Linked DNA regions of Homo sapiens: region 1 is linked to region 2. Evidence: read pairs that join two places in POLR2A ChIA-PET (ENCODE). Cell type or tissue: PC-3. All regions are shown on one strand. Each heading gives the region's core, and the rest is flanking DNA. Links, peaks and the distances in the headings are about the cores only.

Region 1 (5,374 bases), core at 279-5,278, 280 kb before region 2:
GCCTGTAATCCCAGCTACTCAGGAGGCTGAGGCAGGAGAATTGCTTGAACCCGGGAGGCGGGGGTTGCAGTGAGCCGAGATCGCGCCACTGCACTCCAGCCTGGGCGACAGAGCAAGACTCTGTCTCAAAAAAAAAAAAAAAAAAAAAATTCTGACATTGTGGGGAGGCGTCTCAAGCTGGTCGCGAACTCCTGGGCTCCAGGGATTCTCCCGCCTCCGAGACTTCCCAAAGCTGCTGGGATTACGTAATGGCGCGAGCCACCACGTCGGCCTGGAGCTATTGTTATTCACCGAATCTGTGGACTGCACTTCCGCGGGGATGCCTTAAGCGAAGGCAGAATTACAAGCATGTGTCACTCTTTTAAAAGTGTTAATTAAAAAAAAAAAAAACCGCCACCCCAGCAAGTTAGAACCACCTGCCGTGACTCGGATTCGAACCGAGGTTGCTGCGGCCACAACGCAGAGTACTAACCACTATACGATCACGGCGAGCCACTAACCAGGCGGCGCGCTACAGCTGGATTTAATGCCTCTTGAAATAGGAATGGCTATTTCGTGCTACTTTTATTTGGCCAGTCCCTGACGTCCGCATCAATCAATTCCAAACTTTTTCACTCTGCAACCTTGAAGCTCCGACACCTGAATCAGTTTCTTAGACTCTAAATCCCTCGATGCCAGCGATAGCACCACCCGCTCCGCTGGGCGGCGGCGGGCCAAGGTCCTGACTAGAGGGCAGAAAGCGTCAGCTGCAACCCGGGACCACGCCGCCTCTCGCCTCTCTCCTCTCACCTCTCTGCCTCCATTTCCCTCTTCCCCCTCCAAGGAATCAAGCTGCTTCGCCCAGGGATGAGAGGGGCAGCCTCGAAGGATTTTTCAAATTACATCTGCAGCCTGTACCACGGAATTGAGGTTTCTCTTCCCAGAATGGTGGAACCGGAAGAAAAACGGAGCTAGTGAGCTGGGGAGGGGATGAGAGCCCCGTCTTAATTTCTTGCTTCCCTCACAGGTACAAGAAGCGCTGTGTACTCTCTGGCATTGTGGGAGCTTGTGCTGACTTCCTCATCTTGACTCATAAATATATCAGAGCCACCTCTGCCGATTCAGAAAAACAAATCCAACCAGCCTCTATTTCAGACACTTCCTTAGACCCCTAGGAGAGTTATTGTTAACTTCCCTAGACCCCTAGGAGAGTTATTGTTTGGACGCCAGCGGCCGAACCCATCAGACGGGCTAGGCGCGCACGTGCAGTTACCAAAATACAGATGTTTACTGTGGGAGGGACAGACCATACTGGTGCAGACCTAGGACACAAAAGTGGTCAAAACTCTTTTCCTGTGTTCCCTACTTTGCTCGGTTTCCAGGCCTACTCAGTCTAAAAAGCTGAAGAGAAAAACTGACACTGCGTTGGCCGGGAATCGAACCCGGGTCAACTGCTTGGAAGGCAGCTATGCTCACCACTATACCACCAACGCATCTGAAATACGCTTGATTCCTTTAGAGTATCAGAACTAAATAATCAGGTTTGTCTTCCCGTTTATTTCTAGGCTAAGCAATTTAGACTGCAGGAAAAACCTACAAGAGGAAAATTAAAAGGAAGCTCTCTGGAATTTCTCCTATTAAAAATTCTGTAGTAGTATCTTGTTTCACAGCTTTAAGAAAAGTCAATTCTAGTTTCCTGGACATTTATTCCACACATGCGCAAAATTACATATGTACAAGACCGTATATGACAGCATTTTTTTTTCCAAAGAGCAAAGGGCTAGAAATAACCTAAGTGTCTATAATAGGAAGCTGGCTAAACTAATTATGGAAAATCCATACAACGGAATGCTATGTGCCAGAAGAAAGAATGAGGAAGTTCTTCATGTCTAATCTGTAAGTACTTCCAAAATATACTGTTAAATGGAAAAGGCAAAGTGCAGAAAGTGTGTATAGATTACTTCCATTTGTACAAGGGGGAGAGAATGTTTAAATATATATACGTATGTATATATGCATGTACTTGCATTTGCATAAAACATCTCTAACATCATGAAGAAACTTAACAGCGGTTACTTCATTAGAGAGAAAATAAATGGTAGAGGTGAAAGGTTTATCAGTTCTGCCCTTTTGTATATTTGAATCCTAAACCATGTAAATATATTACCTTTTCGAAAATCCAGTAATTAAATTGAAAGAAAATACGTTACTGAAGGATATTTATTTCCACTGCAAAGTGTTAGAAATACATTGTTAACCTTAAAAATAGCTGGTGTTGGCCGAGCATGGTAGCTCACGCCTATAATCCCGTCACTTTGGTAAGGCAGAGGCGGGTGGATCACCTGAGGTCAGGAGTTCGAGACCGGCCTCACCAATATGGTGAACCCCGTCTCTACTACAAATACAAAATTAGCCGGGCGTGGTAGCGCAGGCCTGTAATCCCAGCTACTTGGGAGGCTGAGGCAGGAGAATCGCTTGAACCCGGGAGGCGGAGGTTGCAGTGAGCCGAGATCGCGCCACTGCACTCCAGCCTGGGGCAACGACAGCGAAACTCCGTCTCAACAACAACAAAAACAGCTGGTGATAAAATAGTATTATAGCATACTTCCACTTTGTTTCAAAACCTAGATATTGAGTGGTCTTCGGGTGATAGAATGGTGAGCGATTTCTTTATTTGTGTTTTTCTACATTTTCTGTATTTCAGTTTTCAGTGGGATGGGGAAGATTGACTAGCAGATAACGTTTATTTAAAAGATCCTGAGAGAAAGCAGTAAAAGAAGATGTTACTCTTTCCCTGACCGGGAATCGAACCCGGGCCGCGGCGGTGAGAGCGCCGAATCCTAACCACTAGACCACCAGGGAAGCTGCTAACCCTTCCCGGTTGCAGCTATATGATTCTACTAAGTGCTGCGGTTCGTGCCTGTAACTGCTAAACACTGAAGCCAAAGTGGCCAGATTGCTGGAGCTCCTAGTTCGAGACCAGCCTGGGCAAAGTGGCAAACCCGGGCTCTATCAAAAGCACAAAAAAATTAGCCGGGCGTGGTGGCGCTTGCCTGTAGTCCCATCTACCCGAGAGGCCGGATCGCTTGAGCCTGGTAGGCGGAGGTTGCAGCGAGCCGTGATCGTGCCACTGCACTCCAACTTGATGACAGGGCCAGAGCCTTCCTCAAAAAAAAAAAAAAAATTACATTATTCTAACTAAAAGTTTATTTCCACTTATTCTTTTTCATATTATTTTTCACTGCCTAGATTCTGAGATTCTTGCATACTGGGCCTTTCCTATGTTGGGGCTTCTTCCCGGTACTTCTTTCCTGCAGTAGAAAACATTGTGAAAGAATTCTCCAGCCCGGCTCTCAGAGCCTAGGGAGCATCGTGTACACGTGATTACAGTCCCCAAGACCAGAGACCAATGTCCGGAGAGAAGAGGGTGAGACAGAGAGGAAGCTCACCTCCTTGTAGTTGCAGTGATTTCCGAAATTGTGAACATTAGAAAAGTAGAGACCCAGCTACGTCTTTGCCAAAAACAACCAGGAACTTTTCCTTAAGGAACATAAAAGACGTCATGCGAGTAACACTAGGAGATCCTGGGCCCACTGTACCTTTTTTCATGTCGTGTGAATTGTAGGCCAAACTGTTAAAACAAATATTACAGACGAGTGAAAATCACTCAGCCTAGAGGTACTTGGTGCTCAGCAGGATCTGAGCTCAACTCACTAGTGGGAGACTAAGAGAAACTCAGGGCCTTTAACCTTTAAAAATTACGAGGTCCCGGGCGCGGTGGCTAATGCCTGTAATCCCAGCACTTTGCGAGGCCGAGGCGGGTGGATCACGAGGTCAAGAGATCGAGATCATTCTGGCCAACATAGTGAAACCCCGTCTCTACTAAAAATACAAAAAGTAGCCGGCGTGGTGGCGGGCGCCTGTAGTCCCAGCTACTCGGGAGGCTGAGGCAGGAGAATCGTTTGAACCCGGGAGGCGGAGGTTGCAGTGAGCGGAGATTGCGCCATTGCACTCCAGCCTGGGCATCAAGAGTGAAACTTTGTCTCAAAAAAAAAAAAAAAAAAAAAAATTATGAGGAAGCCGGGCGCAGTGGCTCAGACGCCTGTAATCCCAGGACTTTGGGAGGCTGAGGCGGGTGGATTACCTGAGGTCAGAAGTTCGAGACCAACCTGGCCAACATGGTGAAATCCTGTCTCTACTAAAAATACAAAATTAGCCAGGCGTGGTGGCGCTTGCCTGTAATCCCAGGACTTTGGGAGGCTGAGGCGGGTGGATTACCTGAGGTCAGAAGTTCGAGACCAACCTGGCCAACATGGTGAAATCCTGTCTCTACTAAAAATACAAAATTAGCCAGGCGTGGTGGCGCTTGCCTGTAATCCCAGCTACTCGGGAGGCTAAGGCAGGAGACTCGCTTTAACCCAGGAGACGGAGGTTGCAGTGAGCCGAGATCACGCCATTGCACCCCAGCCTGGGCAACAAGAGCAACACAAAATAAAAATTGCGAGGAAGGAAAAGAGGGAGTGAAGAGAAAGAAAACTGGGGTGCATGCATTAATGTGTTGCAAGCTAACTTTATGAGCGAGAAAAGAAAGCAAATGCGGGCTGGATACAGTGGCTCAAGCTTGTAATCCCAGCACTTTGGGAGGCTGAGGCAGGTGGATTGCTTTGAGCTTAGGAGTTTGAAACCAGTCCGGGCAGCAGGGTGAAATCCTGTCTGTACCAAAAATTACAAAAAAAAAAAAAGAAAAAGAAAGAAAGAAATCTTAGTGAATTGTGTTTGCCATATTGTACTTTCAGCTTTTCTGTAAGCTTGAAGTTTTAAAAAATAAAAGGTTAAGAAAAAAATGAAACAATCAAAAGCCTCCCCTTCTGGTCTTTTTTGGTCAGATGACCCCAAGTGATGAATTCTGTGCCCATGAGTTCAAGCAGAAATTTTTAAAAGCAACCCCACTCCCCAAACACACTCTTACATCAGAAAATATTTTTGATAATGAATTTAAAAACTGAAAGATTGAATCATCAATGGTGTCTGTATATCAGCAAGGCCTGACAGAAAAAAAAAATGGATGGTGAGATACAGAGTTTGGGGGGATTATCATAGTTGTTGTTTTGAGACACGGTCCCACTTTGTTGCCCAGACTGTAGTGCAGTGCTGAGCTCCTACCTCAGCCTCCTGAGTAGCTGGGACTACAGGTTCCGGCCACCACACTCAGCTAATTTTGTGTCTGTGGTAGCAGAGATACTAGGCCTCACCATATTGCCCAGGTTGGTCTTAAACTCTTGGGCTCAAGCCATCCTCCCACCTCGGCCTCCCAAAGTGCTGGGATTACAGGCATAAGCCACGAAGCCTGGTCTTGTTTGGCTTCCAAAGTATCAATGTTAAAACGTTGTTCAAG
Region 2 (5,374 bases), core at 278-5,277:
TGGTGAAACCCCATCTCTACTAAAAATACAAAAATTAGCCAGGCGTGGTGGTGTGCATCTGTAATCCCAGCTACTTGGGAGGCTGAAGCACAAGAATTGCTTGAACCTGGGATATGGAGGTTGCAGTGAGCTGAGATGGTGCCTCTGCACTCCATCCTAGGTGACAGAGCAAGACTTCATCTCAAAAAAAGAAAAAAAAAAAACAACCAGTGTTTTGTACATCTGAAAATTGCTGAGAGAGTAGATTTTAAGGGTTATTGTTGCAAATAAGTTTGTGAGGTAATGCATATGTTGATAGTTTGATGTAGTCATTCCACAATGCATACATATTTCAAAATATGTTATATACCATAATATATGCAATTTTTGTCAGTTAAAAATAAATAATGAAAAATAATACAAAAAAGCAAGCAAACAAACGGAATAGTGTAGTTAGCTGCTGTTGAACTTTAGTAGCAGGGAAAGTCTAATGTTGGCTATTGCCATTGTTATATTAATTGGCCTAATAAGTAAAGTGGGAACCAGGGACTTAAAATTGCATATCATTGCTGGGCGTGGTGGCTCACACCTGTAATCCCAGCACTTTGGGAGGCTGAGGTCAGGAGGTCAAGATCAGCTTTGTCAACATGGTGAAACCCCATCTCTACTAAATCTACTAAGTATACAAAAAATTAGCCGGGTGTGGTGGCAGGTGCCTATAATCCCAGCTACTCGGGAGGCTAAGGCAGGAGAATTGCCTGAACCTGGGAGGCAGAGGTTGCAGTGAGCCGAGATCGCTCCACTGCACTCCAGCCTGGGCGGCAGAGCGAGACTCTGTCTCAAAAAAGAAAAAAAATTGCATATCATCCAGAACACAGAAGATCCAGTGAAACAATTTCTTCAGGTTTTTCTTTTGCTGAGGCATCACTCCAGTATCTCTTTGGGTAACAAAGACTCATTCGTGTAAAGAACTGTGTACCTGTGCCATCTTAAGTATTCAGAGTGACAAATGCTAAGCATGTGTGTGTTTATATGTGTTTGTGTTATAATCATCTGAAACAACCTTAACATAGAATTATTGCTTAAACTTTTTTTTAAAGGACTCTTTAAATGATATCTTATTCAGAAACCCAATGTGTACAACATACAAAAATGGAACTACCCTTGTTAAAGGGAGGTGGGTCCAGAGTTCCACTGGCTCGGCATCCCTTTTAACCCTTCCTTATGTTGATGTCAGATATTCAGGGAACATAGTTTGAAAAACTATACCATACCATCAGATCCCTTTCCAGCTTAATTCACAAAAATCTATTAATCTGTAAGATAGCAGAGCTCAGGAAGATAGCCATAATAGCAAAATAGCACACCGCTGTGTGGCAGGCTGATTTCTGATGCTGTCTCTTGTGTACTAGCCAATGAAAAGCCATTTTGGTTTAGGGAATTAGTTGGTGATTAGGCAGCCATGGATATCTGTAGAGTACTTTTCATTAGTCTGTTGTCTTATCTAATTTTTTCTTCTGTAACAGAATACTACAACACATCTTTGCAGGATTCTTTGCAAATTCTGCCATTCCTGGATCTCCACACCCTTTTTCCTGGTAAGTAACTAATTGTTTTCTATCTTACTCTATTGGAGTGACATATTTTAGGTGCTGTCATTTCTGTGCAGTAGAGAAAAAGAGCTGCATAGGCCGGGTGCGGTGGCTCATGCCTCTAATCCCAGCACTTTGGGAGGCCGAGGCTGGCGGATCACGAGGTCAGGAGATCGAGGCCATCCTGGCTAACATGGTGAAACCCCGTCTCTACTAAAAATATAAAAAATTAGCCAGGCGTGGTGGCATGCTTCTGTAGTCCCAGCTACTCGGAGGCTGAGGCAGGAGAATCACTTGAACCCGGGAGGTGGAGGTTGCAGTGAGCCGAGATCGCGCCACTGTACTCCAGCTTGGGCGACAGAAAGAGACCCTGTCTCAAAAAAAAAAAAAAAAAAAAAGAGCTGCATAGGTGAGTATGTAGATGTAACTGGAGGCTGCTACACTGCCATTATCTGCTAAGCCCAAACTTAATCAGAACTTTTTTTTTTATTATTATTCAGGCTCAGGAAGGCCGTCCTGGTCCCCCAGGATGTTTGGGTGCTAGAAATGTCTTGATTCCTTTTATATTCAGGTCTGAGAGTTGTATTGAGGTAGAGAATGAGATGGTCCCTGCCAGGCTTGGTATCTGATTTGTGGGTTTCCCCAGTAGACTACACAGGAATATTTTACTCCTTAAGAATTTCTGAAATTGAAAACATTATGCTGAACTTCATTTTTTTCAAAGTAAGAGGATTTGTCAGAAGAAACAATAGGCTGTAATTCAGTATCAGAGTGACACTTATGTATGATGGGATTAAAGATGGAATTTCTTCTTGTCTGAGAAATTATTTGCTGCTTCTAACTGTGGCCCAGAAGGTTTCTTTGCTCAAAGGAACCTCAGTCCTTTTAGGACCTCTGTCATCCAGTAGTCTGGACCTCTGCTGGTAGTGTACCAGCAGCTCTGAGGGAAAATAAAAAAAAACGGTGTTGCCAAGTCCCTTTTATAATTGCTCTAAGTTGTGATTCAGAGAGACTGCTATGGCTGCTTCTCTACTTGAAAGCTCCTCATTGTCCAGAACTGTGGGCGGCCTCTTATAATGAGGGATGTTTGCTGTAGATTTTGACCAGTCATGAAGGGAAAACTCTCCTTAAAAAGCAGCTCCATCTGTGTTTAATATCAGTGGGCACAGAAAACACAAATTTTTGAAACCAACAGGCAATGAGTCACTCTTTTTGTTCTGGCGTGTCATGTGGTACTTTAGGTAGCTTCACATTTTATGTTCTAGTTAAGTAAAATTCTTAGAGAATGAGGTACTATCTCTGGATAGTCTGTTTGATCTTGAAAATGTACAGAATTCTTTGCCTCTTGATCCTGGAGGACTAGTGACTTTCCAGCTCTGAGAGAGAACAGGATCCCTCTGCCAATTTTTTTCTGTGGTGTAAGGCAGAGCCTGGTCACTCCATCTAATGCTGTCTATCTCATCTCACGTATAGGAGCGGGATGCTGCACTCCAACCCTGGGGACTATGCCTGGGGTCAGACAGGGCTTGATGCCATTGTAACCCAGGTGAGGAGCTGCCTTTTGAGGGTGTCTGTTCAGTGTGTCTCATGGTTCCACAGGCTTCCTGCTTTCCTTCTGCTACTTTCTGAAATGGCAGTCACTCTGCTTTCTCTAATATTTTGAGCTTTGGGGTTTCCATTTTACTAAAGGGATGAATGATTTATGGGGTTAGCTCAGCATCCATGCACTTCCTAGGTCTGAGGGAATTTCTAGAAGATGGTTTCACCTCCATAGGAAGAAAAGACTTCTATAACAAATAGTATTTTGTATTTTTGTCTCTCTTGCTCAGTTCTATAAGGATTCTATTAACAAATATTTCACAAAAAAAGGAGGGTTTCCTCACATGTTGAAGCAGGGATTTCTGCTAGATGGAGCAAAGTAGGGGAAGGAAGCAGAGAAAAAAGTATTCCCATGCCATGTATAATTGCTTCCACTTGTTTATGTTCATTTTAATTTGATTGGTTTTTCATTTCCGTTGTGGATTTCTGAGACTAGAAAGCATGTCCTTTATATTCAGTCGTCTTATAGGCAGTAATTTACCTATTTCTTGGCTCACGTTATGCTACTTTTCATACTCTCGCTTTTTTCTTCTTCCAGAAGATGAAGCTTTTGGACCAGTTACATTTTACTTTTTATTAAGCTATAGTTTTACTCGTGACACCACAACCCTTTTGCTGCCTCTGAAGTTGCTTTATGCCTAGAGGTGGGCCTTGCAATCATGGGTTTGTCTGTAGGCTTATACGAACGTCACTCTGAAATTGTAAAGCAATTATGAGTGTTCTGGCAGCAGGAAAGGGGAAACCCAAGCCTCTCAGAGCCTTGCAGAAGTAAGAGTAACTAACATACCTAATGTCTGCACTGTTTGTTCTCAGCTGGAGCAGTTCCCTCTCCAGGGATATTGCGATGTCTGCCACTTCGTCTTTTTCTTTCTCTTTTTTTGTAGCTTTTAGGACAACTGGAAAACACAGGCCCTCCCCCAGCTGACAAGGAAAAGATCACATCTCTTCCAACAGTGACAGTAACTCAGGAACAAGTTGGTAGGTTCATTTTTATACTTATTCTGTCATCTTCTGATCTCGGTTCAAAATCCCGGTATCTTCTGACAGGTGAAAAGTTTAAAAAGTGAACAAAATAAAAAGACAAAAAAATAAGAAAAAAAATCCCAATACCTTCCTATATTAAGGACCTTTAAGTGAAGCTATAGCCCTCTAAAATTCCTATCTGGGTGCCAAATCTGGAAAGTTCCTACCCCTTTATTAGGTTAGTCAGTTGGTATTTCCTGAGCAATTATGTCTCTTTTTTAGGTGCCATTGGGAATAAAGAGGTACAAAGATAGATAAGAATTGATTGTAACAAGTTGAAGAAAAACTGATCAAATGATTAAAAACTGTGTTGGACACATGATACTGACATTGGGGAAAGGAGAAGAAAAAAATAGGCTGGGAGTTTGTTTCAAATCTACTTTGTGTCAGGTACAGTTAGGTATCTTAGTCATAGATACTATTTTATTTGTAAGCACTGGAGGAATTTAGTGACAAGGGACAGCATTTTGGTCTGGGAGTTTCTGTTCCCATCAGTTCGGGTTTAGAGTTAGAGATTTTAAAGACAAGGTGGGCTATCTTAGGTCATTCTATTTAAGGAAAAGTATGAACTAATATACGTGGTGTGTGAGTCAGGTAAAGTGGTCTTTAGGGAAGATTAGTCTAGGGGCAGTGTGTGAAACATTGGAAGTGAGAGAGAGCAGAAACAGGGATTTTAGAGTGTTGCAGCAGTCCAGATGAGGTTCAGTTGATGGTGACAATGCTAACAGAAAGGAAAGGATTCAGAAGATCATTTTGGAGAAATGCTTTCCTCACTCATTGCATAATGGGATGAAGAAGGGGAAAGAGTCAAAGAGAATTCTGAGATTTCACAGCTTTGTAACTATAAACATGGTGCTGCCATCTTAAGGGACAGGGAAATAGTGAATGGACCCTGGTTTGGGTAAGGAGATGAGGTGATGTTTTACATTTTTTAATTTGTTGATTTTTGAGGTGCCAGCTGAGAATCCAAGTGAAGAGGAGCTGGGGATTGCTGTGGAGCTGGTTTGAGGGAAAACTAAGTTGTAGCAAAGTATAGGATATATTTGGAGGGTTAAGACCGTGGAATTTGGGATACTAGCTGGGAGGCTGTTGCAGCAGACTAGGCATGAGAAGTAAAAGAATTAGGGCTAAGGTGATAGGAATGGAGAGTAAGGAGTGAATCTATTAAGTAGTAGTACTGC

The links. ChIA-PET counts read pairs that join two places held together with the same protein. Peaks named below come from ENCODE experiments on the same cell type or tissue, not always from the same donor. Only the 100,000 strongest peaks of a DNase experiment are listed, where the experiment ranks them.
Region 1: POLR2A ChIA-PET joins it to region 2 with 11 read pairs; 3 of 35 experiments call an interaction of 5 or more read pairs at or near these places.

What each region holds. Positions count from the first base shown.
Region 1 is chr1:146,033,159-146,038,532 of GRCh38, reverse strand. TRE-CTC1-1 (tRNA-Glu (anticodon CTC) 1-1) reads right to left here and starts at 2,841; the gene lies at 2,770-2,841. It overlaps TRG-TCC2-1 (tRNA-Gly (anticodon TCC) 2-1), which reads right to left and starts at 1,472; the gene lies at 1,401-1,472. TRH-GTG1-1 (tRNA-His (anticodon GTG) 1-1) reads right to left here and starts at 489; the gene lies at 418-489. RefSeq lists silencers at 372-571, 1,312-1,501, 2,720-2,959 and an enhancer at 1,022-1,071. In PC-3, for the core only: no CTCF peak of the experiment used is centred there; DNase peaks (open chromatin) are centred at 472, 1,042, 1,412, 2,852 and 1 weaker place; H3K4me3 peaks cover 3,358 bases; H3K27ac peaks cover 812 bases.
Region 2 is chr1:145,749,181-145,754,554 of GRCh38, reverse strand. RNF115 (ring finger protein 115) reads left to right here. Exons shown (of 9, transcript NM_014455.4): 5 at 1,506-1,577; 6 at 3,045-3,117; 7 at 4,055-4,148. Among named protein-coding and RNA genes, the nearest start is that of CD160, 32 kb to the right of the region's middle. In PC-3, for the core only: a CTCF peak has its summit at 2,524; a DNase peak (open chromatin) is centred at 2,724; H3K27ac peaks cover 1,171 bases.